2 separate regions of the Homo sapiens genome follow, and region 1 is linked to region 2. The links are chromatin loops, found by intact Hi-C in ENCODE. Cell type or tissue: endothelial cell of umbilical vein. All regions are shown on one strand. Each heading gives the region's core, and the rest is flanking DNA. Links, peaks and the distances in the headings are about the cores only. Region 1 holds the start of LOC107986284 (a long non-coding RNA gene). Region 2 holds the start of LINC02232 (long intergenic non-protein coding RNA 2232).

Region 1 (16,300 bases), core at 5,258-13,257, 230 kb before region 2:
GAGGGACACAGCAAAACCATAGCAATACAGAAATTAAACACATATGAAGAAACTAAAATAGGATAACAGGTGGATAGTAACCAGAAGTGTAGAGGCAGGCATTCCCAATCAAATAAAATCTAGTGTAATATCACTGAGAAAAAAAAAAAGGCGTTTAGTAGTTTTGAGAAATAGGAGGTAGGGGTGGGGTGGTCACTGTGGCTGTGGCTGAAATGTGCTGCTAGATGAAATGGATGGATGAAGCAAGGAAAGGTAGTAAAAGCCAGTTCAGTAGGGCCTCCTCAGATTTTATTCTGTTTTCCATGGAGAGCCACAAGAGAGGCATAAGCAGGAAGATTACATGATGTGCTCTGTGATTTAGAAAACAGAAAACCACGTGATGGCTGCTGAGCAATGAATGGACTACAGTGTTGGGAGTGGAAAAGCAGAAGAGAGCTGAGGATAAAGCCAGGGAAACCATTGATGGTCTGTTTCAGTAATCCAGGAGTTAGAGATTCAAAACTTGAAAGGACTGGAATTGGTGAGAAATGGTTGGATTCAGGATATAATTCAGCAATGGAACTTGGACGACTTACGAATAGATTGGTTATAGGTTGTGAAGAGGAAAGATGACACTATGATGACTACTAAGGTAGGAATGCATGTTGATGCTATTTACTGTGGCAAGGAGACTTGGAGAACAAATGTAGAGAGATAAATTAGTAGTTACATTTTGGACGGTTAAATCATTGAATGTCTTTTAGTTGGAGAGGCTATTCAAGGTTATAAGTCAAGGGAAAATGCTAGATTAGAATTTTTTAGTTAGGATTTATGGGCCAATGAATGGCATTTAAAAATAAGGAAACTGATGTGATTATTTATGATGAAAAAAGTATGTTAGACAAGAAAGTGTTTCAGAACCAAGCCATGCTGTAACCTGACATTTAGAGGCCAGGCAATGGAGAAAGAAAGATTCAAGGACAGTGACAAAGAACAGCAAGTAAAGGAGAAAGAAAATAAGCTTTAGGTAATATCAAAAAGTCTAGAGATTTCTGTATTTCAGGGGTTAAGAGTGGCAAACACTAAACTGCTGAGGAGTTAAGAACACTAAATGTGGCTGGGCACAGTGGCTCATGCCTGTAATTCCAGAACTTTGGGAGGCCAACGCGGGTGGATCACGAGGTCAGGAGATCCAGACCATCCTGGCTAACACGGTGAAACCCCGTCTCTACTAAAAAAAAAAAAAAAAAAAAAAAAAAAAAAAAAAAAAAATAGCCAGGTGTGGTGGCGGGTGCCTGTAGTCCCAGCTACTAGGGAGGCTGAGGCAGGAGAATGGCGTGAACCCGGGAGGCGGAGCTTGCAGTGAGCCAAGATCACGCCACTGTACTTAGGCCTGGGTGACAGAGTGAGACTCTGTCACAAAAACAAAAACAAAAACAAACAAAAAAGAACACTAAATGTAAGCATGATCATTGATTTGGGCAAGATGTAGGTTATTGGTGACGTTTACTAATTCAGAAGAGTGTGCTGAAAAGTTAATGAAAAGTGAGGAAGTAAAAAGAGTAAGTGTAGACAGTTTTGTTGATATGTTTCCTATAAAGGAGAGAAGATAATTTGAGCAGGAGATTAGTGGAGGATTAAAAAAAAAGCAAAGTGTTTGATTTGTTCATTAGTGTATTTCTTTAAAATTAGTGATACCGAGACATGTTTACGAACTGTGATTGGTAGAAAAGAATAAATTAACCATGTAGAAGAGAATGGGATAATTGAAGAAGTGAAGTCCTTTAGGGTACAACAGCATATGGGAACCAGGCCTCATATAGAAACAGGAGCACTTCATGATCACAAGAGGGATGACAGAGTACAAGCAGGTAGGTGAAACTGTCATTAAGTTAATTAATTGATGTGGTATTGTATGCATTTTTGTAGGAATTATGTAACAAATTCATCCACTGATACTAAATGGGGAAGACATTTTTTGAAATGTGTAGTCATTCTTGAGAATGGGAAAGGGAATTTCCTGAAGCAGTGATATGATTATCAAGCAGTATTGCTGTGAAATTAGCAGGCATGGCTCTGTAATTTTTCTCCAGTACCGTTGAGCTGCTGTGGATCAATGTGAATCAGCAGATGGCTCAGTATAAACAGTATTGGGCTTTCATCATTGAGTAAAAGGGAAAATGAGGGGCATGGGAGGCCGAGATATTTGCAAAGGCAGTAGAGATCCTCTTCGTTGCATTTCTTCCTTAACCTTACTGTTTTTCTCTTCTGCCCATGAGGTGTCAGTTAGAAGATCACTGACTCTGTAATTCTGCAGCCAGTAGACCGTAATATGATGAATCTTTACTGAACATATTGCTATGTCATGACCCCCGTTATGGAAAAATGTGCCTCCTCAAATTCACATGTCAAAGCCCTAGCACCCAGTGTAGCTGTATTTGGAGATGAGAACTCTACAGAAGCAATTAAAGTTAAATGAGGCCTTAAGGGAGGACCCCTGATCTGATAGAATTAGTGTCTCTATGAGAAAAGACACCACAGAGCTTCCTTTCTCTCTCCCTGTGCACACACTGAGGAAAGTCCACGCAAAACCATAACAAGGAGGTGTATGTCCACAAGCCAAGAAAAGAACCCTTGCCAGAAATGAATTAACCAGCATCTTGATAATGAATGTCCAGCTTCCGAAATCATGAGAAAATAAATTTCTGTAGTTTAAGACACTCAAGTCTGCAGCATTTTGTTATGGCAGCCTGAGCTGACAAACACAGTCCCTTTTTCTCTTCTCTCCCAGAAAGGTCAAAAAGGGTATTTGAGATGGTACCATAACTTGTAGGAGGAAAGCTGAGTTGGCAAAATTTTACAGCATTTCTTTTTGTTATTTTTTCACTGAATCTATTAAAAAAGAGGAAATGGAGCAAAGTTTGAAAACTTTTGATAAAGCTTTTATCCCCCGCCAAAGGTAGTTATCTCCATTTAACAGGTGAGAAAACAAGAGCCTTAGGAAGGTTATAAAATTTGATTAAAGTTATGTGTTGACAACAAAAAACTGAAGTAATGTGTCAGGGGTCTGGGAAATCTTTAAACATGACAGGATTAAAGCTTATGCTAACTAGCAATACTAAGATTTTACAGGTAAAATAAAGACAGTTGCAAACATCTCAATTTGAGCAAGCCTCTTGGCATTTCTGTGGGTTAATGAGTTAAACAGACGGCCAAGGTGAACACCATATCAGCAAATGGGGCATTGTGTAGTCAGGAATGCGTAATTGCCAAAAGAGGTATAATGCCATTATTCACGGTCTTGGAAGGTAACCTCAGAACTCATGAATTTTCCAACTGAGAGAGTGTTTTTGTTATTCATGGTGGGCCCCTTGGACCACAGGAGGTAGTGGATGCTAACCAGGTGACTCAGGGTTTCCTGGAGCCACATCATATCAGTCCAATCTCTGTACAGGAGTTTTTGAATATTGAGTTCAAGTACATACACAATAAATCAATTGATCATAGATAGATAATAAACTCTTAATGAAACTTGAGACACCAAAGCTCAGGTGAGCTGCACAGGTTTGTAAGGTCTTATGCATATCATTTCAGATCAATGGCTGGAGGATAATACATCTTCAGAATGATGGAAGCTTTGCTTTGGGAACCCTTCCAGACTGCACCCTTTGTGTTCCTTCCCTTGACTGATTTTTTTTTCCCCGAGAGACAGAGATTTTTTTTTTTCCTCAAGACGGAGTCTTGCTCTGTCTCCCATGCTGGAGTGCAATGGCATGACCTCGGCTCACTGCAACCTCCACCTCCTGGGTTCAAGCAATTCTCCTGCTTCAGCCTCCTGAGTAGCTTGGATTACAGGCTTGCACCACCATGCCTGGCTAATTTTTGTATTTTTAGTAGAGACGGGGTTTCACCATGTTGGCCAGGCTGGTCTCGAACTCCTAACCTTGTGATCCACCTGCTTCGGCCTCCCAAAGTGCTAGGACTATAGGCGTGAGCCACTACCCCCGGCCTCTTGACTGAGTTTTAATGTATCCTTTTCCTGTAATAAGTGTAGCCATTAGTCTAATAGGTTTTAGTGAGTCCTATCTTTCAGAACTAATGAATTTTGGAAGAATTCATTAGTCTTTGTAATGAAAATTATTGAACCTGAGAATGATTTGGGGAAACTCTTGAACTTACAGTTGGTATCATAATATAGGGTAATCTTATGTGGACCCTTCCCTCTAACTTTATAGTTGGGACTCAACTTCTTGAAGTTAGAGTCAGACATGAACTTACTTGGCCATCTGGAGGACTGTGCCAATAACTTCACAGTTCGACTAACTCTCCATAGACTTAAGAATGCTTGAGTTAGATGTCAGGAAAAAATAAAATATTAGTTCAATTTAGATTACACTTTTCTGCAGCATATCCAAGTAGCAATATGTAGAAAGCAGTACTAAAGAATTAATATATCCAATTCTTGAGTTCAAGACAGAGACCCCAGGGATGTGAATTTGGTTGTCTATAAAACATAAATTATATTTGGAAACTTATGGGAATGGCAACATTCAAGACAAAATTATGAAGAAACAGTTACCTAATTACTTTCAGAGGTTCATTCTGTCACATGAGAGGTGAACCAGTGTTTCATTACAAAAAAAAAATGTAGCATGGCTAAATAAATTTTAGAAATTAAAAAGATAGTACTTGATCTTTTAGAGATTCATAATGAATACTAGTGGATTATATGTTCTGAAAAGCTGTTCTCTAATGTTTAACTTTGGTTCTTTGTTTGAAAATATGACTTTGGAAACATAGTTATTAAATATTATGTTATTTTGCTAAGGCTACCATAACAAATTAATTTCCTCACAGTTCTGGAGGCTAGAAACCCGAGATCAAGGTATTAGCAGGTTGGCTTTTTCTAAGGGCCTCTCTCCTTGGCTTGTAGATGGTCACCTTCTTCTTGTTTCTTCACATGTAATATATTGAGAGATACAGGGGAAAGGGTGTAGAGAACACATATTTTCAAAGCATATGCTCTTTTTCTTTTCTATTATCATTACAAATAAGGGTTAGCTATTGTATTTATCTGGAAATACTACTTAAAACAATTGCTTTGGTGATAATAATTATAGCAACAGAAAACTCTAAATTACAATTTTTTATCACCCTCAGGTACAATGACATTCATTTAAATTCTGGTCTACAAACCAATGATTGTGTAACAGTTTCCTTCTGCTTAGTTACTGTGTTCATTTGTTGTCCAGAGTACTACTAAAACTAATGCTAATGTAGTCTTCCAGCAATACAGTTTCCTTTAAACAATGGAATCAGGAAAACCTCCAGAGAAGTTTGAATCATAATTATTGCCCTTATGTAATGTTCTTCATAATACCTACCTTAACTCCCCTCCAAATTTTTTACTTCAGAATAATCAGTACTTATCTCCTATGCAAAGCTGCAAGGTCTTGAGGATGTGATCTGAGTCTTATGTATAGTTACATCCATTACTATAATAAATATTCACTGTTAAGTAAATAAATACAAAATATTGGCAATTGAACTTTTTCTATCTTCAAGTCATCCACACCTTGTTGTGAAGACTGACTCATAATAACCCATGTAAGGAATATCAGAACATCATGATGAAATAATTTTAGGTTTCTGATTTTAAAAATATAAGCTTGATGTAAAGGTTAAGGAGAATTCCTACCTTATACATTTAATATAATTAGATGGAGAAGGAACATAATTGTGATGGAAATAGTTGAAAAAAATTGAATGTGTATATATAGATGTATATATATATGTTCAGAAAAATAGATGATTTTGTGTTATATTTTCAACTCACATAAAGTATATGAATAAAACTGCCTGATTTAGAGCATGGAGCTGCAAGTCAAATGAGAATAATTTGTTATTAGTTAACTAGGGAATCATTGACAGTTGACACACAGGTGAATTTAAAGAACAGTTATAGTGTTAATTAAAACTAATGAGGACTTATTTTTTTAAAAGGTGATGTTTGAAGTAGGAGTTATCCAAATCAGGTGATGGAACTGATTGATCTATTAATAGACTGAATGAATCATTCATTTGTTCATTCAAAAATATTTAATGAGAGAATTCTAGGAAGTGGAGACTGGAGATGTAGCAGGAATCAAAAAGATGAGATTCTTACCCTCACATAATTTATATCTGATTGGGCCAATTAATAAGACAATTAAAAATATTACTTGTTGGGAAGGCAATAAACAAATGGATTATATAAGTATTTATTTGGTGAAAGATATTCTAGACAAGTAGTCAGAAGGAGCACTCTGTGAAAGTGACATTTATTTGATCTCAGAAAGCAAAATAGTGAGCCTCATGAAGATTTTGAAGAAGGGAATTGATTGAACTGGTATGTAAACACTACCTCTCTATGACTGTGAATCAGATGTTTACCACGCGGAAAAGGAAAATTGTCACTATCAAAAATGACCAACTTATGCAGTTAAACAACAAAACAGAACCAAAACACACACACACAAGAACGTCTCATCAGGATAAAATACTAAGCATTTATTTAGCTCAGAATTCTGTGAATTCTGGGTCAATGGATCTAGGCTGGATTTGGTTCAGAGGTAGGCTCTGCTCCACCTGTCCCTCCTCTTCCTGGGACCAGCAGGTGAGGCTAAGCATGTTTTTATGATGACCTCGACAGAAAAGCAAATGAGTAAACAAACATTCACAAGCACGTTGCAAATTTAATCCCTGCTGTGTCTGAAGACGTCCTGTTATCCAAAGTCACTCATGTTGTGAAACCCAATGTCTAGGATTGAGTAAGTATACTCCTCCCGTGGGGATGTATGAATAGTTCTGAGAACAAAAATAAAAGTTTGAGCATCCTTTGGCACTTAAAGGTAGTCCATATGTACCTTTTATCCTACCTTCACTACTTCTGATTTTTTTTTCTTATCAATGTAAACGCACATAGATTGTAGCCACAAGGGAAGCAGGAGTGACCACATGAAGCCATAGCCACCGGCACAAACAGAAGATGGGGCACAAATAGACCAGCCCTATTCTCAGTACTGAATAGACTGCAAGAACATAGCATTTTCTTTACCAGTGTAATAATTGGTCCAAACTAGGTGTTCTAGAGGCCTCAAATTTTTAATTTGTAACATAGTTTAAATTTATATTGAGGAACTCCCTGACTTATTCTGACTTAGTTATTATTTCTTCATTTAGTAATAAGAAACTGTTATTCACCAAGTATTCTAAAGTATCATTGGCTTTGAACAGAAAAATAGATAATTTTATGTTATATTTTCAGCTCACATAAAATCTGTAATTTAATTGGTGAACTTTTGAACAGTTTATAACAGCTGAAATTATTAATTGCTAATATTGATATTTTTGCAGCTATAAGGAGGCTAATGTGGACATAAGTTGTAAAGTTGCATGCTCAATAAGTTTATGGCTTTAAAATCTAAGAGTTAATGAATGCTATAATAGGTTAGTGAAGATGATGTACAACTCCAAATATTAAATGATTAAGTAGTGTTCTCTTTTTTAAGGCTGCAAAATCTCAATGGAGTTGTAAGCCAATGTTACTCAACACTCAGGAATCAAGTTTAATATATGGAAAATAAAGCTATATTAGTAGATCATTTCTAAGGCTGTCGTTAAGGTAATTTTTAGCTCTGAAGACTATTCCAAGTCTCATTGTAGGAATCCAGACCTGAAAAAAGTAGACAGTGGAAGTACCAATTAAAGCCACAAGAGGGTAGTCTTCCCACAATGAAAGCAGTAATATGTTTTTGTTTCCCTTATGTCAGCATTACATTATTAAAATTCAAATTTTAGAGGCCGTCCATTGAAGGCAGAATTTATGACCTATAATTTTTATAGCCACAAGTATTTAAAACTGTTTTAAGATGGACTAACATAAAAAATAAGTGGAGATGAACCATGATATATTAGTAAGCAAAACATGCTGTTTGAGTAGTTATGATTTTGTCTGGATAAGTAATATTTTTTAGGTGTAACCAGTTTTCAAAGAATAGTGTATCTGTGGAATGTGTGAAGAAAAACAGGATGCTCTTGAACCATACGTAGATTCTTTAATTTTGAGTAACAGAATAGCCTCTCTTTAGAATAATCCTCCAAATTTTCTCTTATTTTTTTACTGACTGTGAAAGGTTTTGCCTTTCATTCTGTTCAAGTGCTTGGCTAAAAATATTTAACAAGGTATGTACTAAGAAAAAATGGTTTTTTTTTTTCTGAGACAGAGTCTCACCCTGTTAGCCAGGCTGGAATGCAGTGACGCGATCTCTTCTCACTGCAACCTCTACCTCCTGAGTTCAAGCGATTCTCCAGCCTCAGCCTCCCAAGTAGCTGGGACTACAGGCTCACGCCACCACACCTGGCTAATTTTTGTATTTTTTTAGTAGAGACAGGGTTTTGCCATGTTGGCCAGGCTGGTCTCAAACTCCTGACCACAGGTGATCCACCCTCCTTGGCCTCCCAAAGTGCTGGGATTACAGGCGTGAGCCACCACGCCCGGCCAAAAATGTTTATTCTTTTGTTGTCTTTAAAAGTTTAGCAGTGCAGTGTGTGAAAGATCTTTTGCAGTATAAAAGAGGAGACAAGAATTCTCATCCCAAGTTTGTTACTAATTAACCAAGCAGTATAATTGACAGAAACCAATATATTCTCAGTTACTCTCTCAGTTGTTTGAAATGTAAAACAAAGAGTTTGAGGAGGTATACTCGGAGATGTTTCTTTGACTTTCCCGCCATTCTTTCCCCTAACATTGGTATATCCTCTTTATGAAGAAAACCGTAAAGAACAAGAGTTAATTCATGCTGCATCTGATTCATCTCTGAGCTAGCATTGCTTTGATCAAGGTACTGTTTCTTTGCGGAGTAGATTTAAATGCCAACTGATTTCAAACCAGTAGTGCTTTAAAGCCCCTTTGCTTGTCTTATTTTTTCACTGCTCCTTAAATTTCTCGTTCAAACCGTGAAAGTACATATGAATCAGGACTTTAGATCAAAGGTAAAATAAGTGTTTCATAACTGCTTTCTTCGTAGCTCAGAAACTATCCCATGGATTGTATTTAGTAAGAGTAAATTTATGTTATAATCTATTATGCCAGTCCTTGCTCAAAGTCTACAGTTAGCACACTAAATAATGAATTTCTTTTTGTGAAAAGTTGAGTAAGAAACTGCCCATGGGGGGCTATCTGGTAGTGATATTGAACAACCCTATTTGCTGAGGGTCAAGGCAACCATTTCCATGAGTGTTCTTTTTATCAGCAGGTGTGATGACAACAAAAGACAATTCAACAATGACCTTTCCCACTCTAAGGAACATGATTCTTCAGTCAAGGATGTGCAAATAGCTGTGGTCCTTGACTGGAGCTTCAAAACAGTATCTCAAACTCAATTCTAATTAGCTATAAAACAGCTATTTATCTGGCAATTATGTTGTTACACAGGTGTGTTGCTGCTGGAAGAACCATTCCACCACTCAGCTCAACAATGTGCATATGTTCATCTTGTTTGACTTGGTTTATGATTATATGCCGTAGTGCTGCCAAATAAATTGTTTTCAAAATGTTAACTACCTTATGCAGAAGATTGGTTTGCTATCATTTTAGTATATGACTTTGCTTCATTCATTAGATCATTTCTGTCCTTTAAATTTTCCCAAACACAAAACTGAACAGAATTCCAATCCCTCACTCCCTGTGTGGTGAATCTGAGTGTAAAAGTGGATAGAATGAACCATTCTTTACAAGATAAAAATTTAGCTTCTCCCCATTCCTCTTATTGCTTAAGGCTAAAGAGGCAGAGAAAATAAAGTTAACAGAAGGAATATAGGGATGTAGCATATCAGGCAGGTGGCTAAAGCAATTCTACAACACTTTATGGATTCATAGAACAAGAAATTGATGCAAATGACCAGGGATTTAGATGCCTCTGCCTCACTGACAATAGCATTGTTAGGTGGTGGTACTATTGCAATCACTTTCAGCTATTTTTCTTACCAACAGGCAAAGGACTAAATAAAGCATGCAGGCAGGGAACTAATATTTACTTAATCCTAACTATATGCCAGATGCTCACTCAGAGCCTCAAAACAAGCCTGAAAGGCTGATGTCATTATTTCCATTGTTCAAATGAGGAAACAAGGACTTAGAGAAATTGAATAATTTGTCAGAGTTCACATACCTCATTAGTGCCAAGGCATGAATTTCAACCCAAGTATGTGTTATTCAAAGATCAAGTATTTAAAATCGTTTTTCAAGTATTCTAAGTTCCTTCTCAGAAATTAAGGAAAAACAAAGCCTCCCTGATTTACTTTTATCTTTTCTATACCATATTTCTTGGTCTAGAAGTCTTCAGTGACATTTTTCTCTTGTTACTGAAGCGAATAGCAAATTCTTTGTCTGTGAAAATTGTTGTTAAATCACCTAACCTATTTCAACAAGGCCTCTTTTTCAATAGCATATTTCTCTTTTTTTCTCTTGCCAGGGAAAATAAAAAATGTTTCATGAATATTCAGAAAGAGATGTTCTGATAGCTACTAGCAGTCACCTATAATGCAATATTGAATGAAAACAAGGACTTACAGCATTGTGAAAATAAACTGAAACTGTGGGAAAAAAAACAAAAGATACACAATACATTGTATTGGTATTCAGAATGCCTATAGTCCTTTGGCTCAATTCTCATAGATGCATAAAATCATATTTCAAATCAGCACATTAAAATTCTCTGACTTAGACAATATATCTTTATCAAAAATCTTTTAGTAACAAACTTTAAAGGACACTCTGGATATAATAGCAAAAATCTGACATTTTCTAAGTCCATTTGATATTATCTTCTTCAAAAAGCAATAAAGAGTAATCATAACAAAAATATAAAGCCATTAATAAGATTTAATGTAATAAAAAAATACACATGTGTCAGAGAAAATGAGAACGAACATCAGTAAATTCAGAGCTCTTCATTTTAGCTAGTGCCTCAGAAGGATGTTCCTCTCAATGACAGCTTGCATTTCACTTGCACATTTGAAAAAAAAAAAGATGTTTACATTTTAGGAAAATGGGATAAATACATTCATATTCTCTTAAACATATTTTCATACTTTTAATGAAAACCAAATGTATTATAGATAGAATAGATTTGGAAAATATTGTTTTCAATTCTGAACACAGTAAGAAGTTAAAGCATTTTCAATGCTTCTTCAAAGATTATTTTTTCCCAAAAGTTTGGTAACAATAAGTCTTCTTTATATTCACCAATCAGCAATTACCTCTACCTCTTGAAACAGGTCAGTTTTCCAAAGAATTTTTGTCTGACTATTCAAAACATATTGAGTAAATTATATGCTGTCACTAAACATACACATATATATAAACAAACACACACAAACATATGTTTAGGTTTGTCACTTGATAGTATAAAGGCTTGACATTCAACCTACCTTATACCTGAGTAATTAGAGAATTTTGAACCATTTTTTCCTGAGTCCTGGGATTTTAAAATCTCCTCAGGTGATTCTAATATGCCACCCACATTGTGTAGCACTACTTAACCCTTGTGTTCTTTAGCAATCAATTCTCTATTGACTCCCATGGCAACTGAGCTCATCCATTTCAGAGGCTGCAGGTGAAAACTGTCCCGGACCTTCCCTAAGGTCCAGTCAATAGCTGAGGAGATGCCACACTGTCCACCTACACTATATGACAGTGGTTAGATTGGCCAATGAATGACTGAGTAACCCTCTTAGAGTTGGAGGCTTTTATTCCTGCGGAAACAAGGAAAGGATCCAAAATACCTGGTTTACTCCGTTCCACATCTGTTCCAGTGTCTCTCATCCCTATAATTTTGTCTCATACTTTAATTGGATTCTGTCGTAGAATTTATCAAAAATTCCAATTGTTTTACTCATCTTCCTGTCATATCGGATGTTCTCTCTTATGATACAATATAATCCATAAAAGCAACCACATTTTTTTTTCAATTCCTGATGCCTTCAGATGTTGCCAAGAACACAGTAGGCCTCCAGTGAGCACATTTTGTTTTCATAAATGAATGATTACATAAAAGGGTTGCAAAGAAAGAGACATTAGGACATTAGGATAGGTGGCCTCCCGGAAGAGCAAGGTCTTCTGATTTCCTTCCCATGAATGCATTAGGTAATAGGAGTGTGCAGCAGTGACAGGAAGGAGTTTGCTCAGGAAGGCCCTGACGGTATCCACTGCTCTCACAGCTGGGACCTCAGCCCATGTTAAGGGGTCTTGAGAATCATATTTTAAATTTTAACGTGTGTCCTTTTAATGTACTCTAATTTAAACAGCAGGTGGTTGAGGCTATTACTTTTGCCTTAGGAAAGTTCATGAAGTGAAAGAGTCAATCATGTAGGTCAAACACTAAGATCAAAACATAATCCTTTAGCATCTCCCCAGGCAGTTGGAATACAGGCTCAGGATTTTCAGCAGACCATCCCCATGGATCACACTATGAAAAATATGGGTATATTTCTGGGAATTTTAAACAAGATCTATTGTTTTTAATATCCCTAAACATAATATATGGACGGAATTTTTAAAGAATCATATACAGTAGGATATAAGCAGTAGGTGGTATGGGTCTGTTGTATAAGTGTGCACGTGTGTGTGTGCATGTGTGGGTGTGCATGTCTGTCGGTGTATGAGTTTACTAATATATATAAATAATTGTTTTATTTGCTGTATGTATATATTAATATGTTTGTGTACAATATATATAATTGGCTTTGATATACTACGTATTCTGACACATTACACGTTTATTCATATTGTACAAACAAGGAAATTAAACGTACAAATGCTTAAATATGCTATTTAATGTCACAACAAAGAGGAGTAAAAAAAATTTGTTCAAAATCACAATTATAGTCTTATTGCTGTTATTTTATAGTCCTTTTCTTTAAAATTATGCAGAAAAATTACCCAAAATATATTTCATCAAGAAAATATGTCAAATCTTGCATTGACAAACAATAGGATACATAATTTCACTGCCTATCAATCAACATAGCCCAGTATCTAGAAGTAAATCGAGAAAACAATCATTTTAGGCTTAATCTTATTTGTATAAAGAAATATTCACTAACAAAAATATTTTAAACTCTCATGTAGTATTTATTTTGTAGTATCTTATATATTAGAAAAAATTTGTTTATTATATTAGAATATACAAAATTAAATAAACTAGGGATTATTTTTCTGTTAAAGAAAACCTAATGACTTCTTGTGTTGTTTTTGCAACTTGGTGTTATATTCGTCACTTTTTTTTTTTTTTTTTTTTTTTGAGACGGAGTCTTGCTCTGTCACCTAGGCTGGAGTGCAGTGGCACAATCCTGGCTCACTGCAACCTCCGCCCCCCCGGGTTCAAGCGATTCTCCTGCCTCAGCCTCCCGAGTAGCTGGGACTACAGGCGCTTGCCACCACTCCCAGCTAATGTTTTGTATTTCTGGTAGAGATGGGGTTTCACCGTGTTAGCCAGGATGGTCTCAATCTCCTGACCTCGTGATCTGCCCGCCTCAGCCTCCCAAAGTGCTGGGATTACAGGCGTGAGCTACCATGCCTGGCCTATTTGTTACTTTTAATGAAAAATAAAAGTAAGTGGAGGTAAACAGATATAGAAACTGATGGTGGAAGACCCCAGAATGATGGAGTTACTACCAAAACCAAATATTCTCTAGTAATAGTAAAACTTTTGTAGATAAAATGTTATTCTATAAGTGGAAAAAACACAACTATGATATTAATTCTTTGGAAATTATGATTTATTCTGTTATCAATAATTAAAGAATGCAAATAAATATATATAGTAGCAATGGATTAAAATGGCTGGTATAAGTTTGTACTTCAAGTTACTTAGAAATAGATGCCCTTGAAGAAATGCAGTATATTTCTGCAAGTAACTAGGTCAACTTGGGGTTAAAATACTAATGGCAGCATGCTTAGACAAATCTGGTTATGGCACAATATCCATAACTTTTATACTATAACTTTATTATCTGAATATTTGATATATAATTTAACATAAAATATAGAATATATTCAAAATATAGCACAGGGTAACTAAATATCTTTGGATACCTTTTCTGCTTCACAATTGCCTATTCTACTAATTCCGTTTACATATTCTTTACTTAGCAATTCTAGTTGGGTGTTATTGATGGAACCTGCCAGAACAGCAGGTGTACAGGGCAAAGAGTAAATTTGTGTATCATGACGGCTAATTTCATTAGTATGGCCAGCCAAGCTGTCTTCTCTATGTATTTGAGCCTGAGCCTCAAATACTGTACAAAGCTTATGTGTCAAAAAACAACTTTTTAAAAACACTGCCCTTTTTAAAACTCAGAAGCCTATTTTTAACTCTGTTGACCCAAATATAACAAGATTTTGACAAAATTCTATGCAATTTTCTGTAACTATTCTATTTTTCTTTTCTGATTAGCTACTACCTTAGGCAATCCTATGCCAACATGAACACTACAATGATTCAGTTGAATCATATCTGATTTATACATTCATATATACATGTGTGTTTGATATGCAAAATCCTATGATCAGATCTCTTTATGTGTTGGAGTATTGGTGGGGGATTCAGATCACTGTAGATTCTTAGTCATAATAAATACCAAAAAATGTAAGTTTGATGTTGCATTGCTTGTTTTTCCTTCTAACATACTCTGTTATTTCTCAAAAGGGGAAAATAGGATAATAGTAACACTCACATAAAGAAAATTAATCAATCAATCATAGGTATAAAGGTTTCATAGCATCTTTTAGGTCATCCTGTCAACTCCTGAGGGCTGGGTGAGATTGTCACTGAAATCTTCTTTCTGGTATTTATCAAAAATAGTACCAAAAGTGTTAATAAGGAGAATATTTTTTCCTGATGTATTAATGCTCAGAGCTCAGAGTAAATGCTATTAATATTCATTGCAGCAGAACTTTCATTGTTATCATGGTCAGAGATCATTTGGAAATGATTTTGTTGTGTCTGCTAATAAAGACATCAGCAGTTCTACAGTCGTTTATTAGTCAGATTAAAAAGTCTCTATTTTAAAACTGTAAGAGTTGTTAGAACATATTTCTTCTTCGTTTGATTTTTTTGTTTTCTTATCTGTGTATTCAGTTATTTGTTTTAAAGACATTTCAGACACTACAGGCCTCATTCTACCAGAGCTTTGAAAAAAACATGAGCAATATACGTCCATTTAAAAAATATGAAAATGAGCAATCCAAAATTTAAATTCTGTATGTAAAACAATAAGTCTCTGAAGGCCAAACTAGGTCATGAAAAGAAAGAGAGAATAAAGATTTACAAAGGAGACCAAAGGCCTAATGCTCTCAAGTAAAGATTTTTTGAATTAGCCTCAAATGAGAGGAGCATGTAGTGATGCTAGAGAGAAGCCATTTATTGGTTCAGATAGGACATTTTAACATTGTATGGCTTTATGTTCCCCAGGATGTGTGACTTTCATTTTCCCATTTTCACACCATTAAGTATTATATGATTCCTGACTACTATGATTCACTTTTGAACCTCCCAGCTTTCCTTCTTTTAAAAATATCCATTCTACTATATGTCATATTTTACTTACAGTTTAAGATGAAATAATTTCATCTCAATTTCAAGTATCTGCTTCATCTTAATATAAGTACTGCAATTTTACTGATTTCTAAAAACCACATAATTTCCATATTCATCTGAATTTTCTTAACTGATGATGTACTTTAATTAGTATAAATGTTCTTTCAAAGCAATATCTGAGTAAAATATGATTGTGTCAGTAGTTTACCACATTACAAAGTTTAATTAGACTGTCACAGAGTAAAAGGGACATGGATGATATTAATTATCTTTAAAGTAATAATAATGAAAAATCAGTCTAAAATAGTCAATAGTCAATATTCAATTTCATATTGTTGTGAATTTCAGCCGTGGTATATGTGCAATGCTATAGATGAAGTAGAGTAGCTATGTAACTGAGATATAGTTACTTTTCATATAGATGGGACAGTAATATGTAGACCATTGTGAGCTGATGCTGCTCCTGCCCAAACTAATGACTTGTCTGGCAGGTTATGTAAGGTTGTGGTTTTTCCAGCCTGGTGCATCTTTCCACTACCTGGGCCATATTAATATGAAACAGTAGGCATGTGTGCTGGGAATACTAGGGAAGCATTGGGAAGTGACTACTCAATTGCATATACGTTTATGTCTGGTACCAATAGCCTTAAAGTAAAGTAAAATTACTTCTATAACCTTAA
Region 2 (16,300 bases), core at 3,215-11,214:
TACCAAGAGGAGCTCTGCAGACCTACTTCCCAATAAAATGAATCATACTTATTTTTAAATACACACACAGAGAGACCCCGACATTTAAATGTTTCACAATGGTCTTAAAGGCATACAACAAATGAAGAAATCTTTAATAAATATTAATAAAATAAAATTAATAATATTCAATAAATATCTAATAAATTTTACCAGTAAAAGTGAGTCTGTCATTTACCTGTTGCGAAACCAAGTTCTAAGCAGACCAATTAAGAGATAGGGTTTCCCATTTGCAATGCAGACTCCACTCACAGGATGGAGGCTTTGCTTGGGATATGTTGATGTTAAAAATACTGGGTCCCCCAATCCTCTTTGCACGAGTTTTTGGGGTGGAGGTTTTATACTAGAAAAGCCAAGCCAAGAAGACTTGGAGCTGTGGCCCCTTCTACCACGTACTCAGCTATTAAACGAAGAATGTCATTCAAGAGAAGCTCACCATGGCCCTTGCCCCCAGCGCAAAGCCATGGCTTAAAGATTTTGTGCTGGACAAAAGCAGGCCACAAAACAGAGAGCTGCAAATTTCTCCCTTCTTAGGAAACATCATTTGCAACTGAATTTGGAGAAGTTCAAGACTAAGGGCATTCTCGAAATCACTGGAGCTTGCAGTGAAAGGCTCTTGGGAAGAGAATGGTAGTTCCTTGAAGACATAATCTAAACTACAGGCCAACTAGTTTGCCGGAGATAACTGGTGAAAAAGAAAGTTGCGAGGCCATTTTTGGGGACCAGAACAAATCTCGAATACTGACCTGGGAAACTATTCTCTCAAAGGAGCTCAAGTTTCATTGGATCAGTCTACAAAACAATTTATTTCCCAGGACCTTGTTGAAAACAATAGCAATTAGCAGAGTTCAACAGCTTGCTGTGGCCAGGGAAAGAAAAAAGAGAGCCCTGCCAAATCCATTGTGATTCCAGGATGACTGTGGACCTAGCCAAGGCTTTGCACCCTAAGAAGGCTCAGAGGCTTTATACTGTCCAGAAGTAAAGAAAGGGATAAGAAAATGCTAACATTTTAACACAGGGGAATAATATTTGACAATTAAAATAAATAAACTGGGTTTAAATTTATCAACACAGATCCATCTCAGAAGTATAATGCTGAGTGAAAAAATAGATAAGCACAAAATTCAGAAAAATAATTGTTACCTTAGTGAAGAGAGTGAAACTGAATTAAGGAAAAACATAACAATGTTCCAACTTTATGAATAACTTTTTATTTCCATAAACGTGACAGGAAGAAAATATGAAAATAACTTTTCTTATGATTAATTTTTTATTTCTAATTATATTTTGATGTATATTAATTTAAATAAAGGTTAAGTAGTCTTTTATAATTTTCTGTAGTTCTCTTTAGGTTTGAAATGTAGCACAATTTAAATAAAGATTTAAACTATATTAGTAATATGCATTAGTAAGTGAGCTATAAGAACAGCCATAGAAAAACATGTTGCTATGGTTTGCAGGTATCCCCAAAATTCATTAATTTTCCACAACCTTGTCAATATACGATAAAGTTTAATACGCATATTTTTAGCACTTTAGCAATTTCATTCGTAGGTATAAAACTCCAGGAATCTCACCTATATGTGAAAATGAGGCATGTAAATGACCATTCAATGCAACAGTTCTTATCATAGCTATGTAAGAAAACCTCCCACATGTCAACCAAAAGTAGAGTGGTTAACCCGCAGTATAATCATACAATGAAATTTTGCAAGCTTTCAAAGTGAACCAGAGTTACACATGCTAATGTAAATAAATGTTAAATGAAACCGGCCTGGCACGGTGGCTCACACCTGTAATCCGAGCACTTTGGGAGGCAGAGGCAGGAGGATGACCTGAGGTCAGGAGTTCGAGACCAGACTGGCCAACTGAAAATACAAAAATTAGCCAGATGTGGTGGCGGGCACCTGTATTCCCAGCTACTCGGGAGGCTGAGGCAGGAGAATTACTTGAACCCAGGAGGCGGAGGTTGCAGTGAGCTGAGATAGCAACGTCGTACTCTAGCCTGGGACAAGAGCAAAACTCCATCTCCAAATAAATAAATAAATAAACATAATCCATAATCTCAAACAAGAATATGAATTTAAAGCTGCATATATGCAATATAAATAACTATAAATATTTAAAATGAAAATGAAAACAATATAATTTATGTATTTATATATTTGTAATAAAAGTATAAAAACGTGTTTAAGAAACAAAAAAATTCAGATAATGATTTCCCTGGTGTAAAATGATGTGAAATATTATTGAGAAAGATCCAGGTAGCTCCCTCCAGCTGTCTCTTAAAGATTTATTTCTTTAAGAAAAATTGAGGAAAAAAATTATAAAACCCAGTAAAAATCTAAAAGAATACAATTCAGAAAGCTGGCCTCAGATGTAACTTAATAAACATGCTTTTCTTTTATTCCATTATTTCTAACTTTCACAGTGAAGTGTTAAGCAAATATTGAGGTGATAGCTGGAATGAGAAAGTGGTATACTTTCTCCACAACACTCATTGTTTAAAGTAATATACTTATTAAACAGATGCTGAAGTACATATCTGCAATAGTCACTAATTAAAATGCATGAAAAAAATCAAGAAATTATGACACTTTAATACTGTTCATTTTCTCAATTTCTATCACTCAAACATGCCTCCGGAAAAAAAAAATGTTTTTCTTTGAAAAAACCATTTGCCTTATACTTCCAGAAATACTACAACTTGCATTTACGACACTCTTCAAAAATAAAATCTTTTACTTTCAGACTAAATCAATTTAAAAATTGTTTAAGATTTTATATTAAACTTCGTCGAGCTAATGTTATTGCTATTGGATGTGGTTGACTGTATCTATTGACTTTGACATTGTCATTCCGAGTTATAAATATTAATGGTAGCAAAACTTCTATGGATCAATAAATCTCTACAGTGATTTTAAAAATGCCAATTTTGTCTGAAGATTAAAAGTATATTTTGTATATTAACTAAAAACTTCTTCATCAATGATTACATTCTCTCTTCCCAGACTTTCCTCTCTGGTATACAGCCTTGGTCACAGACCAGAAAATCTGTAGTTCACCAAAAGTTTCAAGAATTAAGAGCCAGTGGAATTCACAGTACTTACGGAATTGGATGCCAGGGGATGTGGTGATAATGACTATAGCTCTCACTTCCCAAAGCAAAGTGGACAAAACAGAAATGGGCAGTTTTTCCCATGATTTCTCTGTAGAGAGAAAGAGAAAGTACAGATACATTTTGTTTTTCAAACTTCCAGCCTAATATATTTGTTGGTTGGCCCTATCAAAATCTCAACACATCCAAAACTGAACTAGCTCATGTTCTACTCTATGCCCATCTAACTCCACAAACTTCCTCCTCTCACAGCAATCTCTGACTCTGATAATTGCACCATGACCTGTCCACACAGGGAACCCCCGTCTTTTCTCTATCTCCACCACGATCATTTGAGTTTAGGTCACTATCGCCTCTTGCTTCGACCTTTTCCCATCATCTGCTTGTTTTGCCTCCCTCCGGTTTTCAACTATCCAATATAGTCTACAACAATGATGGTGAGTGGCTCCTCTAACATGAAAAGTGAATCACGTCAGGGCTTTCAAGTTGTGTTTGGTATAATGTTCAAACTTTTCATTATATTTTCAGGACCCTTCTTCACTATCTCCTGCCCATGTATCCACATTCACCTCTTGTCACTTCACCCCTCCACTTTAATCTCCAGCAATACTCACTTACCTTTTAATTTCTTGAATCCAACTAATTCTTCTTGGCCTCCAAGACTTATATGCTAATACCTCTTCTTGAAATATTTCCCATTTCTATTTTTAGTCTAGATAATTCTCAGGTATCTTTCTGGCATAACTTAATGGCTACTTCTTTCAGGATGCCTTATTTGCCCTTCTAGGTTAAGATATGTCCTATTGTATTCACCTGTATTATCTATCCTGTCACAGCATTTATGCATTTTAGTTTATTTGCTTCCTGACTGACCGTAATCTCCATAAAAGCAGGGGCTATTGTCATCTTGCTCACCGTTAAACAGCTAGTACCTGAAACCTGTGTGGCATATAGTTGATGCCTAGAAACTTTTTTTGTGAAGGAGGCGGTAAGCAAATAAATACATTACCAAAAGGAACATAGCAAAGGTTCTTAGGTATGGTATGGTCAGAAAGAACACTCTCATAAGTCAGGCGAAGTCATACATAGGCAGCAGGTATACACAGAAGCCTTGGGTCTACAGTGAGTTAGTTCTCCAAGGTTCAGTACAACTGCCCAGGGCAGATGGAGTCTCATCACCATGTGCTCCATGTAACTCTGCTGCTGAGGGACTCCAAAAGCACTTTGCTCTGGGTTTTATACCCTAGTCCCCAGCTGAGTCACTGTGCTGAAGCACTGTAGAACATCATATGCTGGGAGAAATGAGGACACAAACTGGGCTGTATCACATATTTCCTCTTTATCTCAGAATGTTCCTCTTGGAATGTCTGATAATTGTAACCAAGGAGGAGAAGAACTGGGTCAGCAAAGGCCATCTGGACACCTGTCCTTCTGCAAATCATTAAGGCCCATGCTTCTAGAAAGGGGACAGTGAAACAACATTTATTTGAAATATCATGAATGATAGAAATAACTGGTTATTCTTATTTTTGTTATACTTTATTCAAATATTTTTCAAATGTTTCTTGATAGATAAATAAGGTATCATCCCCCAAGTCTTTTCATAAACTTAGAATTTGGAATCATGTCTCTATGTTTTTTTGGTTTAATAGTTCTCTCTTATTTGTATTTTTGACAGCTTCTTTTGCACAATTATATTTCACTTCACTGTACGTTCTGAAGTAGAAAAGTACATTTAGATACATAATACAGTATGACAAGAATAATCCTTAAACACGTATTAGCCATGAATTACTATAAGTGATATGGACTAAATAGCTTAACCTATCATTATAGAACACAATTATTGGAGATCGACAATGGGTTTCAATTTGCATATATTTCTGGTCAATTGTTTAAAGCTGCCTTATATTCTTTTGGGAAGAGAGAAGGTGAAACAATATGAGATAATTAGCAAGGAAAATAATCATGTTAATTATTAATGTCAACCAGCGAATGAGAAAAAGGTGATATGGAAGGTCCATCACATAGATACCCTCATGATATTCTGCAATTATTTAGTAGAAAAATAAAAATGAAAGTGAATGGCCCTAAGTAGCTAGCACAAAAGAGGTAGATATTTGGATGAATGACACTTTGAAATACGTATATTGAAACACAAATCATACACACACACACACACACACACACACGTAATACGTGATCATTAATCTATGACATTGTAGTATTAGGGTAGTAACTCTATTAAGATTTAATTAAAAAATTAGTAATTCTTCCAAATCTGATATTATAAGTGGGCTAAAAATGTAATCATAATGTATTTTGAATGTTTCACTTCTAAGCACAAATAGAAATAATCTAATGAATTTCCATGTAAATATAATATTAGTTATATTGAAATAATTAAGAATGCAGAAAGAATATAAATTTAGTGAAACATTTTCCCTTCCCAGGAAAATCTAGCTGCATAATTACATTGTAGTAAAATTTTGCTTGTCAAAATTTATATTTTACAGCCAGGCGCAGTGGCTCACGCCTGTAATCCCAGCACTTTGGGAGGCCGAGGTGGGTGGATCACAAGGTCAAGAGATTGAGACAATCTTGGCCAACTTGGTGAAACCCCTTCTCTACTAAAAATACAAAAATTAGTCAGGCGTGGTGGCAGTCTCCTGTAATCCCAGCTACTCAGGAGGCTGAGGCAGGAGAATAGCTGAAACCCAGGAGGCAGAGTTTGCAGTGAACTGAGATTGCGCCACTGCACTCCAGCCTGGTGACAGAGCAAGACTCCATCTTAAAAAAACAAAACAAACAAACAAACAAAAAATTTACATTTTACAGAGCCCATTTTGTTTCCAATGTTTATATAACTTCAATTGTTTTAGAAATATATTATTTTTTGAAAAAGAAATTAAAATAATCTGCTGATACTCTACATAATTGTCTCATGGTTTATGATTGTAAGTAGTACAATCAGACCTTGAAATAAATATATAATTCTTATTATTAACTGGGGGATTAAGCCTTTACTAAATATCAAAATTTTACTGTAATTAAATTTGACTGACATTTTACTAGACTTTTCACTAAGCATCATAAACAGATAATACCATATCATGCTTGTTTTTATTTCCTCATCAATTTCCAAGCATCGGGTATATTGCCTAGAAAATAGTTGGCATGTGAAAAAATTTTTTTCAAAGGATGTCTCACAGAATGACAAATGGAGAATTATACATACAAGAAATGATGTTTTAAAATACAATGTAAGCATAATTCTCTCTGAAAAATAAAAATTGGGGCTATAAAACCTTAATATAAACAGCTAGTAATGGCAGAGGCAGGACTTGAATTCCATATTTTCTGTTTTCCAGGTAAAATGTACTTCATACCATGTAATCATTTTTAAAAATAAATATATCTATAAAGAAATTAGTTATAATTGGCTATTTGTTTATAACAAGTTTATTCATGAGCAATGTAGTCTGCTACTAAAATGTATCCATTTATGTGGTTATTTATAAATTACTTACATAACAGCCCCTACCTGAATCCTCAAGAGACATGTTTGAGCCTCTAGGGGTGAAAACCGGGCAGTGACATTTATTTGACTGGTTTTCAGTCAGTCACTCCACAAGGTGGCAGTGTAGTATTATTACAAATAATACCCCTCCTGCAATTTTTTTCTTTTTTTAAGAATATGTTTTTTTCGTGTACGTTGGGGAATTATTTTACCTTTTCTTTTCCATGTGATATATCTTAAGGTTAAACAAATTCTGAGTAAATTTTAGATTTCATACATTGTACAAACAAGACAAAATGAGCTTGTTTTAGGTGCCTGAATGATACAAGCTATCCAAGATTTGTTGAATATCATGTCAACATTTTGAAGAGAAATATCTTTACTGAAAAGGGAAGGAAACCTCATGTATATATAATCATTTCTTATTGTCTTACAAAAGCACATTACGTTGAAAGGGAAGGTTCATCACAATCTATATTGAGTCTAACGAAGGTAGTGCTCTGAATTTAAAATTATAATTCTGGATCTTTTCATGTACGTTTTTAATTATAAAGAGGAAGAATCACTTGTATGATTGCACATATAAATTCATATTTCCCATGTATACTTCCGTTTTGAACTATAATCTTTTTAGTAAAATTCGTCAGAATCTACAAATCTGTAAAAGTATCCGAAGAGTATCTCATCAACTCCTTTGTGTTCTGTAGAAGCTTTCACAAAGCTATTGTCATGCTCAAGAATTCATGATATTCCAAAGTTTCACCGTTAAGTAGAAATAGAGATACAGAAAGAGGCATGCTATGAAGTTTTTAATACAGAAAGTCATGATTTTGGCAATGAATCTATGATACCTTATTTTGTCATCCTTCTCGTCTTGGATTAGTTGAAGTGGGAATGTGTTTGCAGTCACACATGCTGTAGGCAAGAAGGTGTTTATCGAGGAGCCACTATTTATTCCTATTTTCAGAGAGCTGTCCCCAGCCTAATGAATACATAAGATAATAAGAACAATTCTGTTACCCATTTTCATTATTTCCTTTCTTTTTTCTCTAAATGTTTTTTTTTACTGTAATCACTTATGGTCTACTAAAAAAAGGGCTTCTTAAAATTCAAAATATTATGGTCTTCTTAATTGGGTTCTATCTTCCCAGCACTATTTCACTTTTTTTGTGGTAACAGATACTTCTCCATCCTTTTAAAGAAATATTTTCTTCCCCACTTAAACCATATTATGAGGGAGTTCCAGTCCGGTGCTTTGATAATTTATGGAGCTGGACCTGTAGCCTAGACCCGGTCAACCATATTTCCCTATGCCTCTAAGCAGAACAATTAAGAGTAGACTTATGACTCAATCCAGGCCAATCACAATCCTTCCTTAGAATGTAATCTATTAGAACTTGGAGAGAGAAAGAAAGAAAACTGCAGTGGGAAAGGATTTAGCCAAGGAGAGAAAAATTGACGAGGGGGGCAGTATGCTGATGGTATTTAATCTGCAGTTTCAGTCACTGAAGTCCCTGCAGATGATACCTGCTTATCTTCTGTTAATTCTGTGATTTCATATAGGATCTTTCCTATAAACACCATTTTCTGCTTCAGTTAGTTTATTTGGGTTCCTGCCATTTGCAACCAGACAAATTCTGACTAGACAACTGTTTTGCAAGATCTGCAAGTGATATTTTTAAAAGTAATTTTATTGATCATCTGGCAAAATACAGGTAAGTAAATCACAAGAAGTAGGACATATTGTAAAATATATGATAATCATGTTTTAAGCCCTTTATAAATATCAGATTTGGACGAAGAATTACAACTCAAAGAAAAGTATGTTACAAAATAAATAAATATGTTGAGCTGTAATTGAGCTATAATTTTAATTCAATAAATGTTTTTGTTTTCTTAATAAAAATTTTAATACCACACCCAACTCTCCCAACTTCATATTCCTCACCATCACAGCTAAGCATTGGAAAAAGAAAAAAATTAGGCTGGGTGCGGTGGCTCATGCCTGTAATCCCAGCACTTTGGGAGTTCGAGGTGGGCGAATCACTTGTTGGTCAGCCTGGCCAACGTGGTGAAACCCTGTCTCTACTAAAAACACAAAAATTAGCCAGTCGTGGTGGCATGCACCTGTAATCCCAGCTGTTTGGGAGGCTGAGGCAGGAAAATCGTCTGAACACAGGAGGAGGAGGTTGCAGTGAGCCAAGATTGAGCCACTGCACTCCAGCCTGGGCAACAGAGCAAGATTCCATCTCAAAATAATATAATAATAATAATAATAATAATTAGTCAATGAGGCAGAAAAGGAGTCAAAGGAAGAAGAAGGTTCAAAGGTGGGGGTTGTAAAATAAAAATCAGAAGCCTGAAGGAAATGATCATTAGAGAAGCAGAGAAATGTCAGGTTGTGTTCATGGAGTTGAGAATAGTGAAGTCAATATCTGTATGTCAGAACAAGATGCATTAAGAATCCACTGAAGAACATAAGAAATGGCACTGCGGAAAGAATTCAAAGTTGAGAACCAGTAAAAATAAAAGAATTATGGAAATATGGGAGTTTAATAAAGAAATCTGGGTATTATAACTTTATTATGGATGATGTCTATTTTGGCTAAGGTACATTTTAGTTTATCATTCTTCATTTTTGCTTTTATTTTGTTGCATTAATTGTTTTGTTCTAACTTATTTTTAAGAATTACAGTGCATCTGCCTGATTACATTTGAGGATTATCTTGAAGTGTCACCAACTAAATGAGCAAGTGTACTTAAAAAGAAAAGAAAAACAAGATTTAGATCTTGATAATTTTGTGGTACAAGGTAACTATATGGTGTGTCTTACATTTAAACTTTTGATAATTGTATGTAAAGTTAGTTTAAAGTAAACTATATTAAAGAACATGGCAAATGTAATTAAATGAACATTTTGAATAATGGAGAGCAATAAAGAGTACTTGTATATTTTGAATCAGAGAGTTGGTGCTATTGATAAGGAAAAAAATCAATGAATGTGCTATGGTTATTGATTTTTCAAGAGAAACTGGTTCAGAAAAAAATAATGTCAGAGAAAAAGGACAAAATTTTCATCAAAGGGTAGCATTGTACAAGTGTTCAATTCTACATTATCAGTGCTTACTGCCAATTGAGAAAAAGCAATGAGATAAAAATTCCATCAAACTATGAAAGATTAATTTTGTCACCTGTGTGAAAGATAAACATTTTAAAGCCATATTGATGGACATTTATAATGAGGTAAAAACAATTCTTGAACTTTTCCCCCCAATTTATTCTCCATATTTTCATTAAACAAACTTATTAAGTCAGAAAACCTAGTTGATTGCTGCCTGATATATGTCCTACATAATGAATTTCAATTATAATTATTCGGAAGACCTCAATTCTGAATTAGTGTGCTTTTTTTTTTTTTTAACTTTCAGTGCAAACCTTTAACATCGTGTTTCCCATTCTTTATATTCTCTTTAATGAGTATGAATGACAGTGATGTTTCTTGATTCTATAGCATATACTTTGTTAATGTGTAATCTGGAAAAGTTCAAAGCCAAAGAGATACAAGTGTTTGCTTTGTTTTGTTTTACTAATGTAATAATTTACCTACATCAATAAAAAGATAAAGGAAAGTTAGCCTGAACTATTCACCTGATGACTTCCAGTTGAGATTTTATATAATATCTTAAATACCACAGTGGTCACATAAGCATACAATATTATACATGTGTACTTCTGAAGTTATTTTTCTAACATAATACTATGATATGGCATATTGTATATTAAATAGAATAATTATTGTCTAAGAAAATACATGTAGTTAATTGTTTCTTTTCTCTAAACTATATTTTTCTCAACAAATTATGTTACAGGCTAATATATGATTAAATTGTCACAGATTAGAAAATATTGAAGTTGGTACTAATAAGGTTTATTACAGGTACCCTATCAGAGAATCTAAAAAAAAGTGATACAATTTAATTTCCCAAACTCTCCCCCTTCTCTGTGTTAAAAATTAACATATTCATATATTCAAAACACATCCAGTGAGTTTCCTTTATATGAACTCAAACACTATTAGCGACCTCAATAGTTTGATGCAGACACATCTGTTGAAACCATATATAATGAAGCTCATGGCAATCCCAATGGAGCCATAAACAGATATGCTATTCAATAACTATTTCAAGTTCATTTATTTAAAAAGTCATAGAACTTTATTTTAGCTCTGTGATTTCAGTGAGAGCCATAGAACTCAATGGCTATATGCTGTTCTAGGGCTTTGACTACTAAATGTTGTGTTGCAGATTCTGAAGGGTATTTCTAGGAGTAACCAGAAGAGAGCATCCATATCTCAGAGACACGTGGAGCTAAATTAGTAAGGCACAGAAGGTCTACCACACAGCTTAAGCCAACTCTTTCTGAGGAAATGATGATAAATTTCTTTTGATCATGCACAAATGGCTTAGGAAATGACTGGGAGGTAGTTGATATTCCAAGATTCAAGCATCTGGTATTCTAAAAAAACCAATATAACTGCGTCCTAGTTCTGCAGATTTGTTATCAAAACAATTTAGGCTAAGCACTATAGTCATATACTTATTCCAGGGCACATCAGGCTACTAATGTAATTACTGAATGGGTTCTAAGCAGAAGGAAATTAAATTAAGAAAAACTGTTTTGCATAGCAGTGATTTATGGCCTACTTTACTCCCCAACTAGTGAGAAGTGTGAAATCCAAGTTTTGCAAAATACAGTTTTAATAGTAAAATATTTGAAAAAGAATTCATAGGAGGAAAAGGAGACTCATCAAATCAAAGGAGAAGTTATAATCACATGTGAGTCTTTACAGTAGTATTTGAACAATAATGGTTCTAATCCTAGTAAATGAAAATCCATTATTTTTCAAGTGCTGCAGACTATTTCAGATTCTGCTCTGCACTGGGGTATAATTTGAACTCTGTGTATGTGCACATTATTTGTATATTAATGATGTGGTTTTTCTCTATGTCTTCATTTCTAAGTCCTGATTATTTAAACCCTACTATGCTTTCTGCCCCATAAAATTAGTCTTTGGCACTTGAGTCAGAACAGAAAGTTTTCTCATATATCTCATGTCAATTAGGTCAGGTTAACTCATCATAACATTGCATGCTGAACTATATTAAATACATAAATCAAAAAATGATTAACTGTAAGTTGCAACATTTTCAGGCTTAAAGCATATTAGAAACATTGCTGGAATGAAATAATTTTGCATACATTTTACTGAAGAAATTTGGAATAGAAAAAGGCTTACAAAATGTTGGATCAATAAGAGATTTCATAATGAAGTACTGTAAATTATTCAGAAAATTATTTTCCTCATTCTTTTACAGTGTTAAATCTAAATCCTTCCCTTTGGTCTCTCTTTCCTTTCTTCCCTTTTTCTTCATTTTTTTCCTATCTTTTCCTTTCTCTCTCTCTCTCATTTCCTTTCTTCCTTCCTTCTTTTCTTTGCAAGTCTAATATCCTGAGATCTCAATTCCTTGTAATGTGGTAATTACAACCCAACCAAGGACAACACTACTTCTTAATTATATTTTTGATCAATAATATCTCTGACAATCTGACAAGTATGGAGAGTCATCACAAAAAAACATGTATATGAACATAAAACTTTTATTAGATTTAGAGAATTTAAAAATTTTTCTCCCAAGCCTAAACAGAGACATTATAACGACTGATTCATGAACTTCATGTTAGAAAAGAAAGCAAAAACAACTTGAGGTTGAGTACATTATTTTAAATACCTTATGGTGAATGTAACATTTCAAAGAAAAACTAAGTGATGTTACTATAAGTGAAACAGGAAACCTTCCCTTGTCACCCTTGCAGGGCATGCGATGGGGATGTGGCTTGCTTCTTTGGTGCCCCACTGCTCACACCTCTAGGGGAGCATGCAGATGGGCAGGCTGTGGGGCTCTGACCTCACAGCAGTGTCCAGGGGTGAATGTTTATAGCTGAAGCCCCAGTGTCATGTGTTACAGTGTGTTCTTTCAGTTTAGCCGTCCCTAGGCAGCTTGTGTTAGTCAGCTCTATTAGACTGCCTGCCTCACTCAAGGACAGAGGGCTTTCTGTATCCCAGGGTTTCTTGCCTTGGTGCACCATAAGAATTATATAACACATGGGTTCGGAGAATGAGTGCAAGGTTTTATTGAGTGGAAGTAGCTCTCAGCAGATGGGGGAGCCAGAAAGGAGATGGAGTGGGAAGGTGGTTTTCCCCTGGAGTCAGGGCACTCAGTGGCCAGGCTTTCCTCCAGCTGCCCCAGCCAAACTCCACATTGTTCTGCCGGTTGATGACCTGCCACACTGCTGGTGCCTGCCAGTGCCTGTCAGTATGCTCTTCTGCCAGTGTGTTCCTTGTGATATCCAGCCGCTTGTGTCTCTGCCAGCTAGGGTCACAGCACAGGGTTGTGGCAGGCCAGGGTAGTCTTGGGAAATGCAACATTTGGGCACAAAAACAAAAATGCCTGTCCTCAACTAGATCCCAGGGCACAGGCCTCGGGGTGGAGCCCTTACCAAGGACCCACCCTTCTCTACCAAGCACTTCCCTGCCCCACTCCCATATCATAAGCACTAAACAGATAAGCTCAAAGGTATTTTAACTAGAAATATTATATGACTTCCACCTTACTGAATTATATGCATAGTATGTAAAACCTTGAGATAAGGAGTCCATCTGTCAATTAATGATTCATCTAAAAGATTGTTACTGAACAACTAGAATGGGCCAGGCATTGCTTTAAAAAAGGAATGTAAGACAACTATTTGCAAACAGTCCAGTTGCAGGCAAGTATATTATCTCTTTTCCATGCCATCTTAACATGCAGTCATTTGAATATTAATATATATGCCACAGGATACCCTAATAAAGGTAATATCCATAATAGATAATAGTTTTTGAGCACTATAAACCCATAAAGTCTGAGACAATCAATCAATTTAGAAGTTTATTTTGCCAAAGTTAAGGACATGGCTGTGACACAGCCTCGGAGGGTCATGACAGCATGTGCCTGAGGTGTTTGGGCTATACCTTGGTTTTATATTTTAGGGAGACATAAGACATCAATCCATACTTTTAAGATGTACGTTGGTTCAGTCCAGAAAGGCAGGACAACTCATAGTGGAGGGAGGGCCTTCCAGGTCGTAGGTGGATTTGAAGATTTTTTGATCAGTAATTGGTAGAAAGAATTTATCTAAAGGCCTAGAATCAATAGAAGAAAGTGATATCTGGGTTAAGATAAAGGGTTTTGGAGACCAAGGCTGTTATTATGAAGATAAAGCTTCCACGTAGTAGGCTCAGAGAGAATAGATTGTAAATGTCTCCTATCAGACATAACCAGTCCGTTCCGTCAGTCATAAGATCTCCATTTTAATATTAATGCTGGTCTGTTGTGCCTGATTTCCAAAGGGAGGAAGGTATAATTAGGCATGTCCAACCCCCACTTCCCATTATGACCAACTAGTGTTTCAAGTTGACTTTAGAATGCCCTTGGCCAAGAGGAAGAGTTCATTCAGTTGGTGGGGGGGTGGTTAGAATTTTACTTTTTGGTTTGCAGCACTATGTAGCAATCATGCTCAGCTCTTTACACGTACTTACTCATTTAATTATGAGTATTAAATAAAAGGAAGTACATAGAAATATATTATAAACTGTAAATACATTTGCAACTTTTCCACAAGTGGTGGGGAATAGAACTATTATCTAAGAAACAGTAAGCTTAATCCCTGGATGGTTTGAAGATATAAAGTAGCCTACTGTGAGTGAAATGTTTTTAACATTTTATCATGTAAATAAATTACAGACCTGTTGTATTGCATTTAGTAATACATTTCACTATGAAAACAATGTATTTGGCAAGCAAATTAACACCTTTTTTAAGCTCAAATATTTGCCCTAGCTGTGCACATGTGTAGTTGTGCACACTCACACATACACCACACACAGACAATAGTTCTGAGAGATATAAGGTGGCAAATTGTCAGAGGCAAAAGGAAGTGAAAAACAAGAAGGAGCAGGTAAAGTCCCAGGGCTAAAACTCTCCAGCCCTTCACCACTTGTTTATCCATGGTTCTAAGCCACAAACCTTATCCTATAGGCACTATACGTAGGAACTATTTCATGTCTTTATTCCCAGACCTCAAGAAGTAAATTGCTTCTGGTATCTCATTGAAGAAATTATAGAAGAGTCTCTGAGCGAAAGATTTAGAGATAGGAGATTCACATTTGAATCCTGGTCAGGTACTTGATAGCAGTATGAAACTCGACCCAGACCCATCTATAGAGATGATCATAGCAATATAAATAAATATATAAAAATATATAATATATATGCTTATATATATTTTATATATAAACATGCAGCCATGTGAGTTTTAATATCTATGTCACAGGATATCCTAATAAATGTAGTATCACTAATAGATATTAGTTTATTATATCTAATCTTAATTTATATATTATTCTGCAGCTCTCACCCATCCCCCATATATGAACATTTTAATTTAAGTGCATTTTAACTAATTTCCCTGATCTTCCATTTAAAAAGACACTTTATTTCCTTCATTTGGAGGATGTGAGAAAACGAAGTAGGCTTAGAAAAACTCTATATGCATTACAAATTAATACAAGTATGTGGCAATAATCCGATATGTCATATACACATAGTAACTGTTACTGCATATGAAGTTTTTTTTTAAATGCCTACTTCTTAACCTACATCCTCTAGATTTTGTACTGGAAAACAAGGGATCATGTAGATGAGAATGAAGAATTAAATATGTGATTTTTATGGGTTTCCTGGTATTTATATAAACAACACGAACATTTCTTATTTACAATTAATAACATTTTGAGATGGTAAATATAAAAGCACTTTTTATTTTTTAAATTTCTGTATAGATATTAATTGTAAATACGAAATGTTTGTATTGTTTATATAAATACCAGTAAGCCTATATAAATCTTAGAGAAATATTTATCTTTATCCTGTAACATACTCAAAGATTATTCCTCTACATGATGAAGGGAAATAAAACAAAATGGTTTTACATTAAAATGTTGACATATGGGGGCTGGGTGAGATAATATGACTTACACTAAAAAAAAAAAGAAAGAATATGAAAGCAAGTTGGTTTGCACTAAAAAACATTAATGAAGGATTGTATAAGTAGGAAAATTTGATAGCTCTTCTTACTTCCCCTCACTACCTGAGAGATACCTATGTTTCTTACCTTCACAATGAAGTGATCCAATTTATGCTTTCCCGTCTTATTTCTCAGAACATCCTTTCACAAAACCAATAATCAGCTGAAGTTATTTTTGTTACCAAAGATACATTGAACATTCATACTTCTTTACTTTGTGCTTATTCTAGGACTCAATATTAGTTTCCCATTGTGGCTGTATCAAATTACCACACATTTAGTTGCTTAAACAGCACAAAGGTATGTTCTTATTATTCTGAAAATTAGACACCTGAAATGAGTCTTACTGAGCCAAAATCAAGTGTCTGCAAGGATATATTTATTTTCAAATGTCAACTGAAGTACCCATTTTCTTGCTTTTTCCAGCTCCTAGCTAC

What was found. Hi-C counts contacts between places; a loop is a spot of excess contacts. Peaks named below come from ENCODE experiments on the same cell type or tissue, not always from the same donor. Only the 100,000 strongest peaks of a DNase experiment are listed, where the experiment ranks them.
Region 1: it touches region 2 in a loop (8-fold over the local background); 5 of 110 quality-filtered maps call a loop at or near these places.

What each region holds. Positions count from the first base shown.
Region 1 is chr4:64,774,195-64,790,494 of GRCh38, forward strand. It overlaps LOC107986284 (a long non-coding RNA gene), which reads left to right and starts at 428. Exons shown (of 4, transcript XR_001741712.2): 1 at 428-631; 2 at 1,672-1,850. In endothelial cell of umbilical vein, for the core only: a CTCF peak has its summit at 7,716 (motif pointing right); DNase peaks (open chromatin) are centred at 7,737 and 10,117; H3K27ac peaks cover 1,525 bases.
Region 2 is chr4:65,001,254-65,017,553 of GRCh38, forward strand. It overlaps LINC02232 (long intergenic non-protein coding RNA 2232), which reads right to left and starts at 3,247. Exons shown (of 7, transcript NR_033976.1): 1 at 3,150-3,247. In endothelial cell of umbilical vein, for the core only: a CTCF peak has its summit at 6,723; a DNase peak (open chromatin) is centred at 6,798.